Regions from separate parts of the Homo sapiens genome. Here region 1 is linked to region 2. A link is an interaction called in ENCODE POLR2A ChIA-PET data of the cell type or tissue named here. Cell type or tissue: MCF 10A. All regions are shown on one strand. Each heading gives the region's core, and the rest is flanking DNA. Links, peaks and the distances in the headings are about the cores only. Region 1 has its middle 24 kb from the start of CENPF. Region 2 overlaps PTPN14 (protein tyrosine phosphatase non-receptor type 14).

Region 1 (5,382 bases), core at 273-5,272, 54 kb after region 2:
GAAAATGGACTAATACAGTAAATTGGTACCAGGAGTGGGGTGTTGCTGAAAAGATACCCAAAAATGTGGAAGCAATTTTTGGACCTGGGTAACAGGCAGAGGTTGGAGCAGTTTGGAGGGTTCAGAAGAAGACAGGAACTTCCTAGAGATTTGTTCAATGGCTTTGACAAAAATACTGATAATGATATGAACAATGAAATCCAGGCTGAGGTGATCTCAGATGGAGATGAGGGACTTGTTGAAAACTAAAGCAAAGGTAACTCTTGTTATGTTTTAGCAAAGAGGCTGGCAGCATTTTGCCCCTGACCTAGAGATATGCAGAACTTTGAACTTGAGAAAGATGATTTAGGGTAACTGCTGGAAGAAATTTCTAAGCAGAAAATTATTCAAGATGTGACTTGGGTGCTGTTCAAGGCATTCAGTTTTAAAAGGGAAGCAGAGCATAAAAGTTCATAAAATTTGCAGACTGACAATGCGATAGAAAAGAAAATCTTATTTCCTGAGGAGAAATTTAAGCTAGCTGCCGATACTTGCGTAAGTAACGAGGAGGTGAATGTTAATCCCAAAGACAATGGGGAAAATGTCTCCAGGGCATGTCTGAGACCTTTGTGGCAGCCTCTCCCATCACAGACCTAGAGGTCTAGAAGGAGAAAATGGTTTCATGGGCAGGGCCCAGGGTCCCCATGCTGTGTGCAGTCTAAGGACTTGGTGCCCTGCATCCCAGCTGCTCCAGTTGTGGCTGAAAGAGGTCAACATAGAACTCAGGCTGTGGCTTCAGAGGGTGCAAGCCCCAAGTCTTGGCAGCTTCCACATAGTGTGGAGCCTGTGGGTGCACAGAAAGTCAAGAATGGGGGTTTGGGAACCTCCATCCAGATTTCAGAAGATGTATGGAGATGCCTGGATGCCGGACAGGAGTTTGCTGCAAGGGTGGGTCTCTCATGGAGACCCTCTGCTAGGGCAGTGCAGAAGGAAAATGTGGAATTGGAGTCCCCACACCTAGTGGAGCTGTGAGAAGAGGGCTACCATCCTCCAGACCCCAGAATGGTAGATCCACCTACAGCTTGCACTGTGTGCCTGGAAAAGCAGCAGATACTCAATGTCAGCCTGTGAAAGCAGCCGGGAAGGAGGCTGTACCCTGCAAAGCCACAGGGGCAGAGCTGCCCAGAGACCATGGGAACCCACCTCTTGTATCAGCATGACCTGGATGTGAGACCTGGAGTCAAAGGAGATCATTTTGGAACTTTAAAATTTGACTGCCCTGCTGGATTTCAGACTTCCATGGGCACTGTACACCCTTTTGTTTTGGCTGATTTCTCCCATTTGGAATGGCTGTATTTACCCAATACCTGCACCCCCTTGTATCTAGGAAGTAACTAGCTTGCTTTTGATTTTACAGGCTCATAGGTGGAAGGGACTTGCCTTGTCTCAGATGAGACTGAACTGTGGACTTGGGTTAATGCTGAAATGAGTTAAGACTTCAGGAAACTGTTGGGAAGGTATGACTGGTTTTGAAATGTGAGGACATTTGGAGATTTGGAGGGCCAGGGGAGGAATGATATGGTTTGTTTCTGTGTCCCCACCCAAATCTTATCTTGAATTGTACTACCATAATTCCCATGTGTTGTGGGAGGGACCCAGTGGGAGATAATTTGATTCATGTGGGCAGTTTCCCCTATACTGTTTTCATGGTAGTGAATAAGTCTCACGAGATCTGATGGTTTTATCAGGGGTTTCCACTTTTGCATCTTCCTCATTTTCTCTTGTGGCAGCCATGTAAGAAGGGCCTTTCACCTCTGGCCATGATTCTGAGGCCTCCCCAGCCATGTGGAACTGTAAGTACAATTAAACCTCTTTTTCTTCCCAGTCTCTGGTATGTCTTTATCAGCAGCATGAAAACGGACTAATACAGTGTGAGGCAGAAAGAAAAATGTTTATCCACCAACTTTTTATTGCTTCTCATTTCCTGACAACTTTCTTTTACCAAATAGCTGAAAGTGTACAGTTAGATGATTTTCAACTATTTGGGAGTTCTTTCATTCATTCACAAATTTCACATATATTTGTTGTAAACTCACTATGTGCCTGGCATTGAACTAGGTGTTCTTTCAATGCTTAGCTTTTTTTTTTTTTTTTTTTTTTTTTGAGACAGGGTCTCGCTCTGTCACCCAGGCTGAAGTGCAGTGTCATGATCTTGGCTCACTGTAACCTCCACCTCCCGGGTTCAAGCAATTCTCCTGCCTCAGCCTCCTGAGGAGCTGGGATTATAGGCGCACCCCACCATGCCTGGCTAATTTTTGTATTTTTAGTAGAGACAGGGTTTCACCACGTTGCCCAGGCTAGTCTCGAACTCCTGAGCTCAGGTGATCCACCTGCCTCAGCCTCCCAAAGTGCTGGGATTACAGGCATGAGTCACTGCACCTGGTCCCTGCTCAGCTTTTTTGATGGATATATTGGGAACTAGATTCCTATGAAGTCAGGCAGGCCCCAGATACTGATCAAATATTGCATCTACTCTCAAAATTTCCTAAATTTCTATTTTCAACACAGAATTAAAAACAAAAACAAAAATATCTGGGCATGGTGGCTCACGCCTGTAATCCCAGCACTGTGGGAGGCCAAGGCAGGCGGATCACTTGAGGTCAGGGCTTTGAGAGCAACCTGGCCAATATACCAAAACCCCACCTGTACTAAAAATACAAAAAAAAATTAGCCGAGCATGGTGGCAGGCGCTTGTAACCCAGCTACTTGGGAGGCTGAGGTGGGATAATTGCTTGAACTTGGGAGGCAGAGGTTGCAGTAAAACAAGATCTCACCACTGCACTCCAGCCTGGGTGACAAAGTGAGAGTCCATCTCAAAAAAAAAAAAAAAAACAACAAAAAACAAACAAACAAAAAAACACCTCAGTGTGTAACCTTTCCTGTGGCTAATAAAAGCTTATAAAGTTACTATAAGGTAAGTTTACCTCAGAAGGTAGATTACTATTCAAAAGAGGAAGTAGTTTTAGGATTGGGAGGATAAAGAAACCAGAGTCAGGACTCCCCTGGGGACAAAGAGGAAAGAAGTAAATTGTTGCAAGATATTTGTCTAGGGTTTTTCTGGTTTGAGAAGTAAGGACTGGAGTATTAGGAAGTCACAAAAGTTGCTGTCTGTTCATTTGGTGATACATTAAAGGTAAGGAGCACCTTCCCTGTAACTACAGCTCAGAGGATCAGTTCTTGTGACATTCCTTCTCCACATGCTGACCGGGCCTCTGTCTCAAAAAAAAAAATTTTTTTTCAAAAATATAAATCTCTCTTAAAAACATGTAACTCATGTACATTAAAGTTTTGAAATGTTTATGTTGATTACCTGAATTTAAAAATAATACAAACAGAATAATTGTTGGTACATATTCACGTACTCTGTGTGTGTGTGTGTGTGTGTGTGTTTTGAGATGGAGTCTCACTCTGTCACCCAGGCTGGAGTGCAGTGGTGTGAACTCGGCTCACTGAAACCTCCGCCTCCCGGGTTCAAGCGATTCTCCTGCCTCAGCCTCCTGAGTAGCTGGGATTATAGGCACATGCCACCATGCCCGGCTAATTTTTGTATTTTTAGTAGAGATGGGGTTTTATCATGTTGGCCAGGCTGGTCTCAAATTCCTGACCTAGGGTGATCTGCCTGCCTCGGACTCCCAAAGTGCTGGGATTACAGGTATAAGCCACTGCGCTCGGCCCATATTCATGTACTTTAAATAAAGTACTTTGAATAGCTGTGTTTTTTGCCAATACTCTCTTACTGAGATATTTCTACAGAGTGTATTTTTTTTTAATGTGGTCTTATCATTTTAATTTTCTTCATAAAATCGCCTACTTTTTTTTTTTGAGACAGAGTCTCACTCTGTCTTCCAGGCTGGAGTGCAGTGGCACAATCACGGCTCACTGCAGCCTTGACCTCCTGGGCTCCAGTGATCCTCCTGCCTCAGCCTCCCAAGTAGCTGGTACTACAGTTGCACACCACCACACACAACTAATTTTTATATTTTTTGTACAGTCAAAGTTTTGTCATGTTGCCCAGGCTGGTCTAGAACTCCTGGACTCAAGTGATCGGCTCACTTCGACCTCCCAAAGTGTTGAGATTATGGGCGTGAGCCATCACACCTGGCCTGTTATACTCTTTTTCAATTGACTCTACCATCTAGCTTACAATATTTTCAATTGAGAAATTACTCTTTCTTCAGGTGGTGAGGCTTATGGTAAGCTCAGAACAAATTCTGCTAAATGAAGGAAATTCTCAATATTATTCTTTTTATTTGAAATGTGTAAATATTTCAGCATAAGTATTTTCCCAGATATGATACCTCCTGTTTGCCTCCATTCAGAGTAGATGTCTTTAACTAATAGTTTTGTAAGACAAAACTTGTTAGTAAGTTGTCTCCATACTTTAAAATATTTTGTATATAGATGCTTCACAATTATTAGTTTTTGCAGTTTCATTCCATTCTGGCATAGAATACAAATTTATGAAATTGTTTTTACAAAAAGCTTCATCAAAAGATTATTCCAGAAATGTAGATATTCTAAGGCACAATTATAGAATTTCAAAATTAAACACTGTAAATGGATTAAGCTTTCCTTATTTATTCACTCAAGTCTTCCCTTGCTTTTATAGGATAAATTTTAATATCTCTTTGCTTCCAAGTTTTTGTTTTGTTTTTAGAGACAGGGTCTCACTATGTTGTCCAGGTTGGACTCGAACTTGTAGGCTCAAGAAATTCTTCTGCTTCTGCCTCTTGAACGCCTGGCACTACAGACACTCTCCCATGTCTGGCTTGGTTCCAAGTTTTGTTTTTAATAATAGCGTTTCTCTAAAAGTTTTCTAGAACATTTCTGCTTTATAGATTTCTTATTTATCAATAAACTAATTGACAATAAATATAATGTGTGCATCACCAGAATTTGTATTTATATGATCCTCACAAATTTTGTCACTGAATTTGCAATAGCAGACACAATAAAGTCAGATGAACTTTCAAAAGCTTTGAGTCACTGAATTTCATGAAAATATTGAACAATTATTGGAATTAATTAAATTTTAATTTGAAGCAGCTGGTGACACATAAAACAGAAATCATGAGCTGTTTGCAGAGTTCTGTTAATTAAACCAAATATATTAGCAGCTATTGCTTCATATTTCATGCCTGTCGAAGAAAAGCTTAAAATAACAGCTAAGGTTTGAAGTAAATTCTGGGGCCTCCTTAACATATTTATGTCTTCTAATTTTCATTACTATAGGCCCCAAGGAGGCTGATAAATGTTGGCAAATATTTTATGCACGTTATATTTCATCGTCAACTTTATTTAGAAATGAGAAATCTGCATTTGAAATTTCATTAAACATGCTTT
Region 2 (5,382 bases), core at 117-5,116:
TTCTTATATCATCTTTTCCCCACAACTATGAGAGATTTCATACCAGTCATGTAGCATCTTAAGGATCAAAAGTAGCTTCAATGGAATATGGAAACCTACGGCAAGTTTGGAAGTAGGTACAATCACTACCAAAGTAAGCTTTGATTAAATTAATATCTTGTTTTCAAAAACAGTAACTTGCAAAATGGCCAGTCAACAAATAGCTAATTCAACTCAAATAACTATCTGTGTTCAGAAAAGGAACAAGCAGGATACAAACATCCAAGCCCGCAGAACGTAACCACTAAATATATATGCAATACCTGTTTTCCATCAGGTTCTGAAACAAATTCGCTGTCCTAATTATATTCAGTTTAAACCAGCGTAAAAAACAGTTAACATTCATTGAGCCTACACCAAATGGTGGTAAGTGGAGGAGGTTGCTGAGAAGTGCAGTTAACCAATTCAAGGCCGTTTTAAATAAAGGACAAGAAAAGTGAAAATGAAGACCACCAGAGGGCAAAAGTAAAGACCGCAAGCAGTAAAAGCTTTACTTATAAACAAAAGACAACCAATTGTGAAAATAAATGCCATGGTGTTTTAAAAGACTTAATGTGGGCAACTCCTTGTTTAGGACGGCATAAAATTGCAGGTGATATCAATTACATTTAAAATGCTGGCAAGATAAGACTGAGGAGAAAGAAGGCAGTCACTCGGCCTATTCAGAAGCAGGGAAACACTAAATCGAGATCTTTTGAAATTGTGGTGGTGATCAGAAGCTGACTACAGACCAAAATAATGAAAATTATTCTCACTCCTAAGACTTAATCATACTTAGTGAGGCACCTAAGGTTATGGGAGATTAATGTGCTATTCATCCTTGGACAATCCTTACATTGTCACAATATAGGATCTACAAGGACAGGTCAGATCCATCTTTATAGAGGCAGTGCCCTTGAACCTGGCATCCCGAGGTCAACACAGTCTCTCGCAGAAACACATCCACTTCCCCACATATCCCCATATCATCCCATTTTTCTTATATACCTCTTACTGGAAGTCCTTCCTAACCAAGAATGAACCCAGAGCAATCTGTCATGCACTACATGACATCTCAATTAATGACGGACCACATACACGACAGTAGCCCCAGAAGATTATAATACCATATTTTTACTGTGCTCTATGTTTCGATACACAGATACTTACCATTATGTTACAACTGTCTACAGTATTCAGTACAGTAACATGCTATACAGGTCTGTAGCCTAGGAGCAATAGGCTACACCATCTAGCCTAGGTGTGTAGTAGGCTCTACCATCTAGGTTTGTGTAAATATATTCTATAATGTTTGCTCAACGACTAAATTGCCTAATAAGTCAATTCTCAGAACATACCCCCTTGTTAAGCAACCACAGATTTGACAACTAGGGGCCCTGAGTGCAGTTTCAGTGACCCCACTTCCGGAGGTATCTGGGCTGCTGGCCCCAGGAGTACTGGCCACCAACACAAGGCCTGGAGTCCCTCCTCCTCCTGCGGTGGCTGACCAGGATCCTTGAGTTCCTGTCACTGAACACTGGGGCTGGGAATCTATTTTTGCACTGAAATAGTATTTGAGAGTAATCAGATTCTTTTTTTTTTTTTTTTTGAGATAGAGTCTTGCTCTGTCACCCAGGCTGGAGTGCAGTGGTACAATCTCGGCTCTCTGCAACCTCTGCCTCCTGGGTTCAAGTGATTCTCCTGCCTCAGCCTCCCAAGTAGCTAGGATTATAGGCATGCACCAACACGCCTGGCTAATTTTTGTATTTTTAGTAGAGGCAGGGTTTCACCATGTTGGCCAGGCTGGTCTCAAACTCCTCACCTCGGGTGATCTACCTGCCTCGGCCTCCCAAAGTGCTGGGATTACAGGCATGAGCCACCACGTCTGGCTGACTAGATTCTATAGTATGCTACATAAGAGGCAAGAAGGCTTTTGCCAGACAGCTGAGAACTAAAGCACCAATTTTCACATCGTTCTATAGAACGATTTTCTTATAAGAAAATCAATTCCTCATTGCAAGCTGATTTACAAGTTTTTGAAACTACTTCTATATGAAGTGGGCCTAGAAGAGGAAACAGTATGCACGTATCAAGGCAGTAAAAGTGAAGAGGGCTGGGCGTGGTGGCTCATGCCTGTAATCCCAGCTACTTGGGAGGCTGAGGCAGTAGGACTGCTTGAGTCCAGGAGTTCAAGACCAGCCTGGGCAAAAAAACAAGACTCTGTCTCTAACAAAAATGTAAAAATTAGCTAGGCAGGATGCTGCACACCTGTAGTCCCAGCTCCTCGGAAGGCTGAGGCAAGAGGATCCCTTGAGCCCAGGAGGTCAAGGCTGCAGTGGGCTATGATCGTGCCACTGCATTCCAGCCTGGACAACAAAGAGAGACCCTATCTCTTAAAAAAAAGGCGGGAGGGGGCGAGTGGAGAAGGATTCAAAATATAATAGGATCAATGGAAAGACAACATATCTCCTGTGAAATTTATTTTTTCAGACTATGCTCCTCTCCAGCAATCTCTAACATATCAGCTATGGCTTCCTATTTCAAAATCCTTCACCCACCTCCCAATCTTCTCTTCTCTCTCTTGTCTATCACATCCTGTTCTCTAGAGATTTCCAGCCCAGAATTTGAAACACCCCAAGTGTCTCAAATTATTTCAAAATAAGTTATGAAACTTTCAAAACAAATTAATGTAGTAAGTGTACACTATAAAGGAATCTGCCATGGAGGGTGTCAGGAAACCCAAAACCCTGGAGATCATGTTGCAATTCCCAAAAGGAAGCAAACCACAGCTCAGGAGAGGCCAAGGAGGTATATATGTAACATATAGCAGTCCCACAAACACTTTAAAGAACTACACAGAATCAGCACTAAATCTCTGCGAAGATTCAGAAGTCGGTGCCAGCACTGTGACAGAAGGCAATGTTTTGCAGAGGGCAGTGGAGGTACAACAGAATATGTATCTTTTTCCACAGTGGAGCAAAACTTCGGCTAAATTCTACTAAACCTCTTACCCCAACCACTTCCAACCTCTGACGGGACACTTTTCTAAAATGATCCCAACAAACCTGGTGAACCTCTGAAAATATATCCAAACAAAATTAATTGTAATGTAAACAAATGTAAAAACAAGTATACTGCATACGTTATAGTCCCATTTCTCATGGGAAGGGTCAGCTGCGAATGCTAAGATCATTCAAATAACATGACTTATCACAGCAAAACAAAAGTTTAAATTTACTATTTAAATTTGCTACTTGAATCTTTCCTGGACAAAAACAAACCTGGCAACTAGTTTCTTCTGAAGAGTAAACAGCACAGAAGTTTCCTCTTTCACTCTGACCGCAAATTCAACCACAGAGTTAAAACAAAAAGTTTTCTAGAATTCATGAATCTGTACAGAGGTGTTCAGCTGGGAAGCTTAGGAATCATATTCTACTAGATCAACTAAGTCAACAAAGACAAAGAAACTGAGTCATGGGTGGCTAAGTAACTTGCCTAAAACCAAAATAGCTAATTAGTGACTTGGGACTCAGGTTTCTGAAATTCCACAGGCGTGCACTTTCCACTAGACCACATGGGTGAGGATGGGGGATGGTAGGAGGAGGTGCAAAAATTCAAAATGGACTTGGCCCGTTACACATCTGCCCAGAGTAGTTTCATCTTACATGGCCTAAGGGACTCTCAAGGAACAAGCTAAAGTCAACTTTTTTTTTTTTTTTTTTTTTAAGACGGAGGCTTGCGCTGTCACCCAGGCTGGAGTGCAGTGGCATGATTTCAGCTCGCTGCAGCCCCTGTCTCCTGGGTTCCAGCGATTCTCCTGCCTCAGCCTCCTGGGTAGCTGGGATTACAGGCGCACACCACCACGCCCAGCTAATTTTTATATTTTTAGTAGACAGGGGTTTTCACCATGTTGGCCAGGCTGGTCTCGAACTCCTGACTTCAGGTGATCCGCCTGCTTCCACCTCCCAAAGTGCTGGGATTACAGGCGTGAGCCACCACGCCCGGCCAAGCTAGAGTCACTTCTAATGGTGCCTGGGTAGCGTTTTTAGACAATAAAGTGACTAACATTAATTTGGAGTCAGAGTATACACATACCAACAGTAATTCAAATACCATTCCAAAAGTCACTATCTGATTTTCTAAAGGTCAGATAGGAATTAAAGGAAAAATGCCATTTGAATATATTCAATTGCCAATAAAATATACACTCCAAGGAGACTGACTACCCTTAGAATCTGTTAAGTAAGGACTCAAGGTCCCCAGATGGTTAAAAGAAAAAAAAAATAGAAAAAGAGAGGTAGCTCTGGTAGAAAAAAAAACAGTTCTTAGATCACCACAACCACAGCAATGAAAGGAACCCAAGATTATATCCAAGTACTGACTGGCCCAAACACAGCAGAGAAGAATAGGCATTCTGATTATCAGTGTTTGAAAAATCCAGGTTTAGTTTAGGTTTGAGATGTGTGGAAGAAGTGATGAGACAGAAAAGAGGAAAAATTAGAAAACCAGAGGAGAGGAAAGAAAGTCATGAAGTGGTAAAGAGAGCAGGTGGGCCGGGCGCGGTGGCTCACGCCTGTAATCCCAGCACTTTCGGAGGCCAACGCGGGGGGATCACCTGAGGTTGGTAGTTTGAGACCAGCCTGACCAATATTGAGAAACCCTGTCTCTACTAAAAATATAAAATTAGCTGGGCATGGTGGCACATGCCTGTAATCCCAGCTACTGGGGAGGCTGAGTCAGGAGAATCACTTGAACCCGGGAGACAGAGGTTGCGATGAGCCAAGATCACGTCATTGCACTCCAGCCTGGGCAACAACAGCAAAACTCCATCTCCAAAAAAGAAAAAAAAAAAAACAGAAGGTGATAAGGCAAGAAGGTGCGGATCTCAGAGCCTTGGCAGGAAAGCCCCCACCTTCTGCAGAGGAAAGCTCCGGTCAAGACATACACATTAGACCAGATGGTAAAGGACATTTGTAGGTTTCTGTCTGCGTGCAGGCAGAGGTTTCTACAGAATATATTGGGTCTATACTTTTGCTCTCCCTGTTCCAGAACTTGATCTTATGCATTCGATCAGGAGTAACCAATGCCAACTTAGAAATTTATACTGCGAAGCCCTAATTCTCAAGGGGACTCAGCTCATTCTTAACCCAAAAGGCCTAGTATCTGGGGAAATCACTTCAGAATTCAAAAATTCTGAATAAAGGGATTTAATCACCCTAACCATTATAATGAAAGGAGGATAGGCTTGAAGCATGCATCAGTAATTCCACTGCTATTTCAGAGTCTTCTCTAAAAATTAATTATATATTTTTTAATAATTTCCTATTTAGCATTCCTTTCTATTAACCAAAAACTTCTATTGAC

Evidence for each region. ChIA-PET counts read pairs that join two places held together with the same protein. Peaks named below come from ENCODE experiments on the same cell type or tissue, not always from the same donor. Only the 100,000 strongest peaks of a DNase experiment are listed, where the experiment ranks them.
Region 1: POLR2A ChIA-PET joins it to region 2 with 5 read pairs; 5 of 35 experiments call an interaction of 5 or more read pairs at or near these places.

The regions. Positions count from the first base shown.
Region 1 is chr1:214,576,354-214,581,735 of GRCh38, forward strand. No RefSeq gene overlaps it. Among named protein-coding and RNA genes, the nearest start is that of CENPF, 24 kb to the right of the region's middle. In MCF 10A, for the core only: no CTCF peak of the experiment used is centred there; no DNase peak of the experiment used is centred there.
Region 2 is chr1:214,522,241-214,527,622 of GRCh38, forward strand. All of the region lies in intron 1 of PTPN14 (protein tyrosine phosphatase non-receptor type 14), which reads right to left. Among named protein-coding and RNA genes, the nearest start is that of PTPN14, 27 kb to the right of the region's middle. RefSeq lists an enhancer at 3,388-4,271. In MCF 10A, for the core only: no CTCF peak of the experiment used is centred there; DNase peaks (open chromatin) are centred at 2,771 and 3,531.